Regions from separate parts of the Homo sapiens genome. Here all the other regions are linked to region 3. The links are chromatin contacts, found by Hi-C or POLR2A ChIA-PET in ENCODE. All regions are on one chromosome and are shown on one strand. Each heading gives the region's core, a stretch centred on a gene start or an enhancer-like site at or near the end of the contact. The rest is flanking DNA. Distances are from core to core; before and after follow the strand shown. Region 1 overlaps SLX4IP (SLX4 interacting protein). Region 2 overlaps SLX4IP (SLX4 interacting protein). Region 3 has its middle 84 kb from the start of MKKS.

Region 1 (4,656 bases), core at 990-3,489, 160 kb before region 3:
ACTAGTGTGGGCCACTCTCCCTCCACTGTCCTCGCTAGAAGCCACAGGTGTCCCACAGAGATGCACATCTTAAGTGCCAGGCAGATGCTGTGCTGCATACTGACTACTCTGCTGCAGAGGGGCAATGGCCAGTGATAGGCACAGCTAGGACTCCTCCAGTCCTTCTAGCCCTTGGGCCCAGCCAGACAAAACCCTGGGAATGCCAGAGGCAGCTCTAATGCAAAAGGCAGCCTCCTACTCTTCCTAAATCCAAGGATGCCCTTGCCCACCTGGCATCTTCTGCCCTCAAGTCTCTCCAGTGCCCTGAGATTTCTCTTAACCAGCAGGCCTAAGGATTTTGTAATGAAAAGGTGCAGCTAATACCCCCGACTTCCATGATGTTTGTACCTAAGATGGATAGGATGAGAGGTATGTCTTCCACCTCTTAACCTCATCCCAATCTTCTCCTGCTTTGATTTGACTGATTTATTAGATTTAATTATTTCACACCTGTTCAATCTCCCAGCTTGGGTTCTGGAGCCAGACAGTGTAGGCCTGAATCCAAACCAAATTTCCAGCTCTGTGACCCTAGGCAAATTTCCTAAGCTTCTGTGCTTCAGTTTCCTCGTCAGTAAAACTGAAATAATAATCATACTTAACTCCTGGGGTTAGCAGCTGTTTCCTAAGATAGGCCATATATAAAGCCTTTGGTACAGTGTCCAGCACACAGGCACTACTCCCAAAAAGTAAGCTAGGGATGCTCCTCTAGGAGGTCTTCGTTTTCCCTCCTTGAGTTTTCCTTCACTGCCAGGACCTCTTCCTGGACTAGGACAGGATAGAAATCTATGGAAAAGTCACCTGATGCAGAAAAGTTCTGTTGTAACAAAAAATGACTGACCATGGTAAGGACATAAACCAAAGTTTCTATTTCACCTTAGTCTCATTAAGAAATTTAAAGTGGCTGGGTGTGGTGACTCACACCTGAAATTCTACCACTTTGGGAAGCTAAGGCAGGAGGGAGAAGTGCTTGAAGCCAGGAGTTCAAGACCAGCCTAGGCAATAACAACAACAACTATATATATATATATATATATATATATATATATATATATATATAGAGTGTGTGTGTGTATATATATACATAAAATATATATACACAATACATATACTATATATAAAATATATATACACTATATATACTATATATAAAATATATATACACAATATATATACTATATATAAAAAATACTATATATACTATATATAATATATAATACTATATATATTTTATATATATATAATGTATATATACACACACCTATATATATATAAAATTAGACAGGGATGGTGGGGCACAGCTGTAGTCCTAGCTACTTGGAAGGCTGAGGCAGGAGATCATTTGAGCCCAGAAGAGGTATGATTGTACCACTGAACTCCAGCCTGGTTGACAGAGCAAAACCCATCTCTTTAAAAAAAAATACTTAAAGTGACATAATACCAGGATGACAATACGTTAATTTATTGACCAAGACATTTTTGAAACTAAAAAGGGGTGCTATTAATAATTATAACAAAACATCTAGGATTCTCCTACTTAGCACCCACTTGTAAATTCTTTCTCATTATCAAGAAAAACCCCATTAAGTGAAAATTATAAGCCAAGGTCAAAACCCAGCTGTTGCCTGTTTTTGCAAATAACATTTTACTAGAACACAGCCATGCTCACTTGTTTACATATTGCCTATGTCTGCTTTTGTGCAATAATGGCAGAGATGAGTTAATGCAACAGAAACTCTATCACTCACAAAGTCTAAAGGATGTATTATTTGGCTATTTACAGAAAAATTTTGCCAACCCCTGTTCTAGACTCAAGTAACTCAGAGACATTGCTTTCCAATCCCATAATCTCACATTTGTATGCTATTATCTGACAAGAAAAAAATACCAAATTACTTCTCTTATGATAGGCATGAGTTTTTACTATGCAACAATTTCATGTTAAATTTCAATAAATTTTAGTTTCATACTTAATGAACATTATTACACATGGAATGGTCAAAGGAACTCAACTATTTACTAGAGAAGAAGAAAACCACTGTGGTCTCCACACACAGGAAGGGCTGTCACGTGAAGAGGGTGAGTCAGCACCGTGTGGTGACTCAGCACTCTGCTCTCAGTCTGGCCACCTAACTGTGGGTCCTTACGTTTTCCAAGTGTCATCTGCGAAGCTGGGGTAGTAAGAGTACTTTCCTCACAGGGAGGTGGTGAGCATCAAAGAAGATGGAACACGTCCAGCTGCTGTACTGCTTTTCTTAAATTAGTCATTTGTGCTTGCTGTTACTGGTGAAGAGCTGGACATACTCTGCTGGCAAAATTAAAACAGCTGGAGGTAGGTTTCAAGGAGGCAGATTTCAGCTTTCAGCTCAACTTAAGGAAAAGCCTGATCGCCTTACTGTCTGCCTGGGAGTCAGGTGAACAGACAGTCTCATGGAGTTCAACATCCCTGACAGTATCCCTAGGGCAGTGTGAGCCCCATGGCATGGAGGATTCAGAAGGGATTGCAGGAGAGTGAGGATCTGACTAAGACTGCCAGTGCCATGTGTTTTTATCTGAGACTATGATGAAGAAAGCTTTGGGAACGCACACCATCAGCCCCATCTTAAGAACGGGGAAATATGTAGGATACACCAGAGAGTAAATAGGTGTCAGCAGATTATGAGAACAACATATTGCAAACTTTTTAAGTTTTAAAGGACCACCATCAACTCAGAACAGAATAAGGACACAACTTGGTTCCATTTTGCCAAAAAGGTAAATGGAGGGACAAGAACACGGCACCAAAGCCAGGTTCTCTGATAAAGTCACCCGGGAAGCGGCCCTGTCTCCAACAACAGGCCCAGTGGTTTTGGCTGGCAGGGTCCTTCAAAGGTACAGTGTGCCCAATTCATGCTGCGTCCATTCACCCTGGGCCCATTAATAATTTGCCAGGCACCGCCGGGTGCGATGGCTCACGCCTGTAATCCCAGCACTTTGGGAGGCCAAGGTAGGTGGATCATGAGGTCGAGAGATCGAGACCATCCTGGCGAACATGGTGAAACCCTGTCTCTACTAAAAATACAAAAAGTTAGACATGCATGGTGGTGGGCGCCTGTAGTCCCAGCTACTTGGGAGGCTGAGGCGGGACAATCACTTGAACCCGGGAGGTGGAGGTTGCAGTGAGCCGAGATTGCGCCACTGCAGTCCAGTCTGGTGACAGAGCGAGACTGCATCTCAAAAAAAAAAAAAATAATAAAAATAATAATAATAATAATAATAACAACAATAATTTGCAAGGCACCTAAGGCCATGGCCAGGCTCTCTTTCACTGCAGCTTGCTCTATCTTTAGTAGAGCTGGACAGGCTCCACCAGCAGGGCTCCGTGCTCCCCGCTGATACTAGCAGGAAGCAAGATACTTGACTGCACAATGGGCCTGTGGCCCCAGCTGCCCATTATCCAGGATGAAAGGTGTGTGTGGCCACAAGGAGTATGGCTCATGCACTCTTTAGCACCCTAAGGGCTTGGGGATCATTTGTTCAGTCTGAATACAAATCAAGGGTAAAAACCACATGGCAGTGTCACAGACATGACAGATGTAGTATCCAGTGCATGGACGGCACACAGCCTCTTTCCCTTCACCAATCAAGAAGAGTGACTAGTAAATGCTTTGACCATTTTCTTCTTTTAAAAAGGAAATTTTAAAAATTTAAAATTATATTGTTATTCTTCCTTTTAATTCTGCCTGTTTGACTTAATATTATAACATTAGGCTCAAAAATGACCAGTGACTTTTTCAATGACCTTGTTATTTAAAATTCTGTACACAGAATGTTAATAGCTGCATAATATTCTATTATATTGCTGTGTCAAAATTTATTCATCAGGCTGGTGCAGTGGCTCACACCTGTAATCCCAGCAATTTGGGAGGCCGAGGCAGAAGTTTGAGGCCAGCCTGGGCAGCAAAGCAAGGCCCTGCCTCTAAAGAAATTTTTAAAATTAAAAAATAGTTAGGCATGGTGGTACACACCTGTAGTCCCAGATACTGGGAAAGCCGAAGGGGAGGACTGCTTGAGCCAGGGCTTTGTAGTGAGCTATGATCGCACCACTGCATTCCAGCCTGGGCAAGAAAGTGAGACTCTGTGGCTTAAAAAAAAAAAAAAAATGTATTCATCATCCCAATGCGGGACCAACTGTCCCCATTTTTTCACCACTGTAAACAATGCTGCAATGAACATCTTTCTGGATGGATCTTCGTCCACATAGTGAATCAGCTGCAAACTACTTTTCTTTAACAGGAAGAGAATCTGGTCTGTATCAAGGCGATATCCTACCACACTTGGGAAATGAGGTACAGGAGAGCGACCCTCTACTTTATAGTGTTGCCAAGGCTGTCCAACTTACTGGTTCAGATAAATTACAGCCCAAAATCAGAGCAATTTCACCCATGGTGGTCACTGTTCCACAGTGGGGACGGTGCTCTGCTGGTGACTATCAACTCGGTGATCTCAGTCATTTTCCATTCAGGGCTTTAGTTTCTTCAACTGCAAAACTATAAGCTGGAATGAGATTATCTCCATGTTCCCCACTATCTTTATAATTGAATAACAGAAATAATTGAAAGACCCGGGAACAACAATTTC
Region 2 (4,417 bases), core at 1,167-3,666, 210 kb before region 3:
ATATTTTTTAAAAAAACATAAGTGAGGATTTTAAATGCTCACAACACAAAGAAATGATAAATGCTCAGGTGATAGATATGCTAATTACTCTAATTTGAAAATTACACATTGTATACACGTATCAAAATATCACTCTGTATCCTATGAATGTGTACAATTATTAAGTCTACTAAAAATAAAAAAACCTTAAAAATAAAAAACAATCCTTTAAACAATTTACAGTTTCCTTAGGAATGTTTTATTTGCTATTTTTATACATTTTGCCTACCATTAAAAGTCCTGAGGGCTCTTCAGTTAATTTTCTTTACCCAAACAAAGTATCTTCATTAGGACATATTTTTAAAATGTATCACTATACTAACATGACAGTCAGAGTCAAACATAATTGCCATCTCTACGGAGCAGAAATTCTATTTATTTTTTGTCCAAAATCAAAGTGCTCTGTGCCTACCTTTTAAGGACAAGGGATTGGATCTTGTGAATTCTGCATTTGATGGCCTGTGCTGTTTGCGAACTTCCAAGTACTCCTGAACTCTTGAATCAATGGTTTCTTTTAACAGTAAACAGACTTCCTAAAGCAAATAAAAAATTAGATATAACCTTCAAATTTAATGCAAAAAAATTAACATATATATTAAAAAGTTAACAATGAACATTTCATTTCATTTTGCTTTTTAATTTAGCTGTGAATGTTGAAAGGAATGTCATATGTGCTCATGAATAACACCGCAAATTTAAATTTGCTACTGAAGTTTGCTCGAAACCATGATGTTGGCTCACTGTGTGATCTGGGAAAGTCATTTCATTTCTTTCTGCCTCAGTTTCATATTTCTAAAAGAAAGATAAAAATATTTCAGTGTAAACATCAGGGCAAGGAGGTAATAAGTATGGTAAAGAATGCTTTCATATAAGTATCAATCAGTTGTACTGTGACAAATAGAAGAAATAAGTCAAGAAGAGCCAACACTGGCTGGCATCAAGGGCCCCAGGGAAACACCCAGTGTGGCCAGGGGACTGTAGACAGGGATGGGGCCAGGAGTAAGGGCATATTCATCCACTGCTGGTGCAACGGCATGGGGAACCCACACCACAGCCCAGTCAACAGCAAGCAGCCCCCCATGGTTTTAGGGGACTGTTTCATGTTTATAGGCACAGTGTTGCTAGATCTTTGTTCAAAAGGAGTCAGAAACAGTAATTTTTATATAAACTATCCCATTTTTCAAACTTGGTCTAAAAATTTTTAAAAATCTAAACACCATCATTCATTAGTTTCTGGTCTTGGGTTTACAAATCTACTCAAGAAGGAAACTGTTGAGCAGTGAGTTAAGCAGAGAACTGGAAATCACTAATCCTATTTTCTTCTACGCTCTTGTTGATGATACTGTATATGCCTTTGTTTTTGTAAAAACGTACTACACTCATGTACTAACAGTGAAAATAATATAATTTCTCTAAAGTAGATTAACATTTATTAGGCGACAGAAACACATGGTTTTAATTCAATTTCAGTATTCCTTATCACTAGTAAGTTTCAGGATAGGTCAATTGTTTTATTGTTTTGGTGTTATTTATAATAAAGGTAAACAAAAATTTAAGCCCAACACAATGGGAAGATACTCTTTGCAGTTGTTTCCTGCACTAACAGGAAATTGTGACCTAATGTAGAAAAAGAGAGTAAAATCATACACAAATCTAAATTTCTTAATTTAGATTAAGAACTGATGTATAAGAACTGATGATTCCTGTTTAATTCCCAAAGACTGCAGAAAACTCAGAGTTGCCCAGGTCACCTCAAACCTGTTTTGCTGGTTTCTTGCAATGTCATCTCAGGTTGATCTCTTAGAATCTTCACAAATTAAAACAACAAAATTTTTAGCTGTTCTAAAGAGCAATGATAGCAAAACTTTTCCTTTATTAAAAACACTTGTACTCCTCAAACAATATAGAAAACCCTTGATTTAACTCATGAGTGTGAGTTTCTAGATAAAGTACAAACACTGGTTTCCTCTCTCCTGCTTTTCATGTTGCAGCCTAAAGATGCAGTGCCTCATGGAATACAGAGATATCCCTTTACAGTTGAGTGTTTCGGCATTGTTCACACAACAAAAAGGCAGCCTTGCCGCCTCATAGGTTTTTTTTTTTTTAAAAAACAATTAAAGAATTTTGCTTCACATGCAGAGTTCAACTATGACTGGGCTAGAAAATATGTGAAAGACATACATGGAAACAAGGATTGCTAAAATTTGGCTATAAATGCCCTATAAGGCTAAAACTAAAAATAGCATGACAAAAATAAAGCAAAGGCTCATACACACAAACTTTCTCCCTCTAGCTGTGGGGCTTTCCTTCTGTGAGTCAGTTTGACGAATGCAAGGTAGACCAAGTGCAGTGTGATAGACACCAGTAACCGACCACACCACACGTCATGAAGCTTTCTCTTCAGAACCACAACAATGCAAGAAAAGAAAACTTCTCAGCTACCTTTGAGGGGCAGATAAGAAGAACAAGTTAAAATCAGTGCTCAAGACAGAGATGCAGAGGGCATCTCTAGGCTAACGGGCTGTGCTCGCTTCCTCGAGTTGACACATGGAACAGTTTGACTTCAACTGTTTGGGTACAAAGACTACTCGTGCTGCACTCAAAATAAACATATGTTAATACATGTAATTAGTTCTTTTTTCTAAAAAGGAACTGGATATTCTTAGGCTTTCACTGTATAAAATGACTGTTAAAATGGAATCAAATTGGTTGCTCATAAAATCCCAATCATGAGAGGATCTAAGGATAAAGAAGATGAAAGCCTGGGGACACTGAACCTAAGCTAAAGTCATAGCCTTTCTTCAACTAGCTTTTCTCCTTTCTTACGCACACACAAATGATCCCAGAGGAATTTTAACATCAGCGAATTGTTTTTTTTTTTTTTTTTTTTTGAGACAGGGTCTCACTCTGCCACCCATGGTGGAGTTCAGTGGCATGATCACAACTCTCACTGCAGCCTTAACCTCCTGGGCTCAAGTGATCCCCCCACCTCAGCCTCCAGAGTAGCTGGGATTCCAGACACAAGCCACCACATCTGGCTAATTTTTATACTTTTTATAGAGATGGGGGTTCACCATGTTGCCCAGGCTGGTCTTGAACTCCTAGACTCAGGCAATCCGCCTGCCTTGGGCTCCCAAAGTGCTGGGATTACAGGTGTGTGTCACTGCACCTGGCCAATATACATTTTAAAAGGGCAAATTAAAGAAGCAGCAGCAAACCGACCATTTGGTTTTGAGAGGCAAGCTCAGCCTGCTACAGCGACCTGCCCCTTGCAGCTGCCAGTGCAGCACTGCTCTGCAGGTCCTGTCATGCACTGCACAGCTTTGCTAAGTCATGCCCTGCTGCCCTCAAGTAGGTACTATGAGCATCCACGCAGCTGCATGTGGCTCCTAAAAAAACAAAAACCTAGCCTCACGCTTTGGCTATGAGGTGATTCACACACCCAGGGCTTTATTCTAAAGCATTCCAAATTAACTGAATCTTGGGCAAAACGGACTCAATATTAACAAGAAAGGTCTAAGGCCGATAAAGGTCTAAGGTGGCAAAGCCGAAAGGGAATGGAGAACAGGCCTGGAATGGTGGATTCCATAACATTGTTAATTTAAGTCAAGTCAGAAGATTTTGGGGTGAGGTCCCCTTGGGTGACTATTGGTCACTTTGGGGAAACGAGTGAACAGTTTTGAATCACAGCAACATGCGTTAGTAAGCTAGGAGTGGAATTATATGAAGGTAAGTGGCAGTAGGAGATGTTGATTGACTTGCTAAATATTTAAAAGTCCTGAAGAGAAGAGTCCACAGTTATTTACCTGAATGATAAATCCCACCATACAGAACCTTGTGCCTTCCTTTTCTCAGCTTTAGGTCACCAGGTATTCTTTGCAAAATAATGACAGCAAAGTCTTGATAATATTATCCTTTGAATGAAAATGTATTATCCTATAAAATCTTTTTTGGGGGGTGGGGATCTTTTTTCTAGTGAGCTCCAAAAGCTAATTAAAAGCAATTATCACAGAAAAGGGTGGCTTTTTGTTTTTTCACCACTGTCAATAGTTTCTTCGCCATATACTATATTTTAACAAATCTGATTTTTATTTCTCAGTCTAAAAAGCAACTGTGGTAAATGGACATCACGGATAATGATATTTTTAAAGGTGTGTAAAAGCCACAAGCTGGTTACTCCTGCTCTCTGGTGAGCAGGGATCAGAGAAGGAGGCAAAGCAATGGTGAGAGCTCAGTGCAGCTTGTAAGCCTCCACCACAAGCAGCACTTGGGTGGGATTGTTGAAACTTAGAACCAGGAGTGAATTTGGCATCTAGGCAAACCTCTTCACTTTCAGATGAGGAGGCTGAGGCTCAGTGAAGTCCAGCATCATGCTCTG
Region 3 (4,807 bases), core at 816-3,315:
CCCCTTATTTATCCTTCATTCTGCTTAGTGCCATGTTAATGTCATTTCTCCCTGCCTAGAATTTTAACTCCTCAAGTACAAGAACTGTTTATTGTACTTGTAGGTAATCCAACCTTCCTCAGTTCAATGCCTTAATTTAGACACCCTGAAAAAATAATTGTTTTTATTTTTTGTTTTAAGCATTGGTAGAATATAGTTGCTTCCCACATTTTGTCAAAGGAAGTTAACTTGAGCTGGTACTGCTTTAACTTATTTCTGAGATAGAATAGGAATGGGATGCAGCTCCTCCTTCACATATTTTTTTTTCTTTTTCTCTAGTTCCACTGATCACAAAACCCACACCACTCGCTGGTGATATGCCCACGAATCCCAAGGCTTTAGTCACACAAAGAAAACAGCCGTTCTTCCGCGCTTTCATAACATGTAACCATGCCTTTTACGTAAAGAATTCCAGAAACTGGCTTAGGAAATCTAAATATTGTGGACTGTCCCACCTTGGGAAGGAATGCTGAACAATTGATTTACAGCTTTGTTGCTGCCAGCCAGACCACCAGGTGGTCCATTACTCAAGATAAACATTGCAACCAGATATGCTAACTGAATAATCTACCCCTCACATGCTTTGCCCAACCCAGCCTGCATACCCTACACCTGATGTTAATTCCCGTGCTTTGCCTAATAAAAAAGCCCCAACCAGCTTTTTCAGGGAGTCCTTGTACCTCCACTGTCTTCCTTGAGCTTGAGCACAAGCTCCAAAATAAAAACCTTGACTGGGAAAACTACCTGGCCCCGTATTAATTTTTATTACATGGGAAACCAAAGAGCTTGTGATCTGTAACATTTCCAAATCTTCTGCTCTGAATTTTGTTTTTCTTGAGACGGAGTCTCACTCTGTCACCCAGGCTAGAGTACAGTGGCGCGATCTCGGCTCACTGCAACCTCTATCTCCCGGTTCAAGTGATTCTCCTATCTTAGCCCCCAAAGTAGCAGGGATTACAGGCACGCACCACCACACCCAGCTAATTTTTTGTATTTTTAGTAGAGACGGGATTTCACCATGTTGACCAGGCTGGTCTCAAACTCCTGACCTCAGGTGATCTGCCCGCCTAGGCCTCCCAAAGTACTGGGATTACAGGCATGAGCCACTGTGCCTGGCCTGAAAATTCTTTTTTTTAAATTAAGATTTACTTTTTTAATTCAAAAGTTAACACAGCAGAGGTGTTTGTTCCAGGGGTGGTTGTGATGATTGTGGTCTATGACACAGCTTCCACACCTCGAGAATAACAATCGTCAGTGTTCAGTGAGCACTCCCTATGTGTTGTACTGTGAATAATCAAAACATGTATTTAGGCTACTTGGGAGGCTGAGGTAGGAGAATCACTTGAACCCGGGAGGCGGAGGTTGCAGTGAGCCAATATCACGCCATTGCACTCCAGCCTGGGTGACAAGTTTTGAAACTCCGTCTCAAAAAAAAAAAAAAAGTATTTGGTCTTTGCCCCTGTTTCCTGCCACAGAGTTTCAGAAACTCTTGGAATTTCCTTAATGACAGGAGTGTCTTTTGTTATTCATAATGAGCCACTTTTGCTATATCCAAGTATATGCTAATAAGGTAACTTTTGGCAGAGCCCCTAGAGAGCTTCAGGATGGGGGGTGGCAGCTAGGAAAATCAACCATGTGGTGAGAGGGTTGGAACCTTCAGCCCCAGTCCCTGCCTGCTGAGGAGGGGAGGCCAGAAACTGAGGCTAATGTGGCTAATGACTGATTCAATCATGCCTACATAATAAAACTTCAATAAAAGCTCTGAATGATGAGGTGTGAACTGCTTCCCAGTTGGTGCACACATTGATGTACCAGGAGGGTGGCAGACCCTGGCTCCATGGGGACAGAAGCTCCTGTGCTCAAGACCCTTCCAGATCTTGCCATCATATGTTTTTTCATCTGACTATTCATTTGTATCCTTTATGGGAAAAGAGTAATTGTAAGTACAGTGTTTTCCTGAGTCCTGTGAGTCATTCTTTCACAGGGTGAACCTCAAGGGGGTGCAGCCTGGGAGGTCACATGGGTTCTTGCCTTCATGCAGGAAGGAAATCAAAAGTGAGATGACAGAGTAAAGTGAAAGCAAGTTTACTAAGAAAGTAAGGGAGTAGGCCAGGCGAAGTGGCTCACGCCTGTAATCCCAGCACTTTGGGAGGCTGAGGCTGTTGGATCACGAGGTCAGGAGTTCGAGACCAGCCTGATCAACATGGTGAAACCCCATCTCTACTAAAAACGCAAAAATTAGCTGGCACACACCAGTCGTCCCAGCTACTCGGGAGGCTGAGGCAAGAGAATTGCTTGAACTGGGGAGGCGGAGGTTGCAGTGACTGTACTCCAGCCTGGGAAACAGAGTGAGACTCCATCTCAAAAAAAAAAAAAAATCAGAAAGTCTTACGGGGGCAAAAACCAGTTACTGCATTGTGAGGGCTCAATTGGCAATGTATTCCTGTTTAGTTTCTCCCTCTTGATTCCCTGATCCCCTGTTCCCCTCCAAACCGCCCCCATCTGACACTCCTGCTTCCTGGAATTATTTCCCAAATAAACTACCTATATGTTCTCAGGCTCTGCTTTCCAAAGAAACCAGGCCATGATAAGATATGGCTAACCTCAGCCGGAGGGATATTGATGTTACCTTAATGACAAAATGGTACAGGGATGAATGGGTTCTTGCTAAGTTTACTGCTCCTGTACTTTGACTTGTGGTGAAAGAAAATATGTTGAAACTAATTAAAATGGTTTCACATCATGAAATTTTTTGAAAGAAATGACCTCGAGCTAATAACATCTGAAAAATGAATAATAGGACAATTGAAAAAGTAACAATGAAGAGTGTTCTTTAGAATTTATGGAAAAATTAATACGAAGGGATTCAGAGTAGATAAGATATCCTTTTATGTGAATTTAAAATATATTTTATTACAGAAGGATTAGGATAAAAACCTTTGATAAGTTGTCATCTGGCTAAGGAAGGACAGTGGCCACATCATGCTGATATTTGCATCCTCACCATTTGGTGCCTGGAACATAATAGATATTTTAAAAATGTGTGTTGAATGAATAGAATCTTAATATTGGTAGTTAGACATTGTAATGGGTTGCATCGTGGCCATGAAAAACATGTCCAAGTTCCAACTTCAGATACGTGTGAGTGTGAATGTGATCTTATTTGGAAAAAGAGTCTTTGTTGGTGTAAATTAAGTGAAGAATCTCAAGATTAAACCATCCTGGATTAACTAGGTGGGCCCCAAATCCAATGACAAATGTGCTTATAAAAAGAAGAGCAGAAGCAGACATAGGGGAGGACCATGTGAAGATGGAGGCAGAGATTGGAGTTGTGCAGCTACAAGCCAAGGGATGCCTGGAGACATCAGAAACTAGAAGAGAGCTTTTCACAAGATGGTGCCAAAGATGAAGAAGGAAGCTTCCGTCCCTCCTAAAGCCAAGGCCAAAGCAAAGGCTTTGAAGGCCAAGAAGGCAGTGCTGAAAGGTGTCCACAGCCACATACACACACACATAAAGAAAATCTGCACGACCCCCGCCCACCAAGACACTGTGACTTCAGAGGCAGCCCAAATATCCTCGAAAGAGCACCCCCAGGAGAAACAAGCTTGGCCACTATGTCATCATCAAGTTTCTGCTGACCACTGAGTCTCCCATGAAGAAGACAGAAGACAACAGCACACCTGTGTTCATTGTGGATGTTAAAGCCAACAAGCACCAGATCAAACAGGCTGTGAAAAAGCTCTGTGACATTGATGTGGCCAAGGTCAACACCCTGGTTAGGACTGATAGAGAGAAGAAGGCACATATTCTTCTGGGTCCTGATTATGATGCTTTGGATGTTGCCAACAAAATTGGGATCATCTAAACTGAGTCTGGCTGGCTAATTCTAAATATATGTATCTTTTCACCAGAAAAAAGAAACTAGAAGAGACAAGGAAAAATACCCCCCTACAGCCTTGGAGGGAGTGTGGCCTTGCTAACAGCTTGATTTCAGACTTACAAACTCTAGAACCGTGAGAGAATAAACTTCTGTTGTTTAAAGCCACCAAGTTTTTGGTAATTTGTTATGGCAGCCCTAGGAAACTAATACAGAGGTATGAAAAAAAAATGGTGAAAGCTAATGGAACATAAACAATGATTTCAACCATAAAAACACTCAACAAATATTGATCAAGCCTTCACCAAATGCCAGGGACTTCTCGAGGGAAACAGCAGTGAGCAAAATATATGGAGGCCTGTGTACTCACAGTGCTTACATTCTAGCAATATTCTGGTCAGAGAAGCCAGCTTATTCAAAACCTTTACTCTTAACCGAGGCGTGTGTATGTCTGTACCTACATCAGGACCAACTTTACACAACTAGTGGTAAAGAATTTAGAAAATAAAGATTACATAACAACAAAGGAAGCACTTACCACAGAGGACTCAAGCTCCAAATTTCCAGATGGGATATATTATTTTTTAACAAGGATAACAGAAGAAAGACATTCAGAGTTTTTTGACCTTCAGATTTCCATGCAGCTCATGAGATAGATTGGAATTGTCTCCTTGGTTGCAACAGAAGGTTTATCTTCTATAAGCGAACGCAAGGGCTTTGGCTAAAATGTAACTGTATTCCAGTTTGGGGAAAAATAACTCAAGGAAATTTTTCTTAAACTTGTTTTTCTACAATACTTTTAAAAAATATTATGCATCTTAAACTTTTGACAGGTGCCATTGATTATCTGCCAGAGAGGACTAGCCGGTAGCTAGAAGAATGATCATACAA

What was found. Hi-C counts contacts between places; a loop is a spot of excess contacts on that map. ChIA-PET counts read pairs that join two places held with the same protein, here RNA polymerase II (POLR2A). Pooled maps may share reads with other maps.
Region 1: a loop to region 3 is called in a map of natural killer cell, with 10 times the contacts of the local background. The contact joins two enhancer-like sites. A Hi-C loop is called at or near these places in 1 of 168 maps with a recorded cell type or tissue (natural killer cell), 2 of 37 single-sample maps with no recorded cell type and 11 of 50 pooled maps. POLR2A ChIA-PET finds 5 or more read pairs at or near these places in 1 of 52 experiments (activated T-cell).
Region 2: a loop to region 3 is called in a pooled map, with 4 times the contacts of the local background. The contact joins two enhancer-like sites. A Hi-C loop is called at or near these places in 1 of 168 maps with a recorded cell type or tissue (endothelial cell of umbilical vein) and 10 of 50 pooled maps. POLR2A ChIA-PET finds 5 or more read pairs at or near these places in 4 of 52 experiments (A673, BJ, HepG2 and 1 more).

Annotation. Positions count from the first base shown.
Region 1 is chr20:10,509,219-10,513,874 of GRCh38, reverse strand. The region is part of intron 2 of SLX4IP (SLX4 interacting protein); the gene reads right to left. Among named protein-coding and RNA genes, the nearest start is that of SLX4IP, 76 kb to the right of the region's middle. RefSeq lists enhancers at 1,940-2,234, 1,975-2,454. Within about 2 kb of position 2,239, at least 29 of the 41 ENCODE cell types and tissues checked have a DNase peak (open chromatin) inside an H3K27ac peak, as active enhancers do.
Region 2 is chr20:10,556,855-10,561,271 of GRCh38, reverse strand. SLX4IP (SLX4 interacting protein) reads right to left here. Exons shown (of 8, transcript NM_001009608.3): 4 at 452-572. Among named protein-coding and RNA genes, the nearest start is that of MIR6870, 91 kb to the left of the region's middle. RefSeq lists an enhancer at 2,150-2,529. Within about 2 kb of position 2,416, at least 8 of the 41 ENCODE cell types and tissues checked have a DNase peak (open chromatin) inside an H3K27ac peak, as active enhancers do.
Region 3 is chr20:10,348,254-10,353,060 of GRCh38, reverse strand. It overlaps the pseudogene RPL23AP6. Among named protein-coding and RNA genes, the nearest start is that of MKKS, 84 kb to the left of the region's middle. RefSeq lists an enhancer at 1,966-2,195. Within about 2 kb of position 2,065, at least 6 of the 41 ENCODE cell types and tissues checked have a DNase peak (open chromatin) inside an H3K27ac peak, as active enhancers do.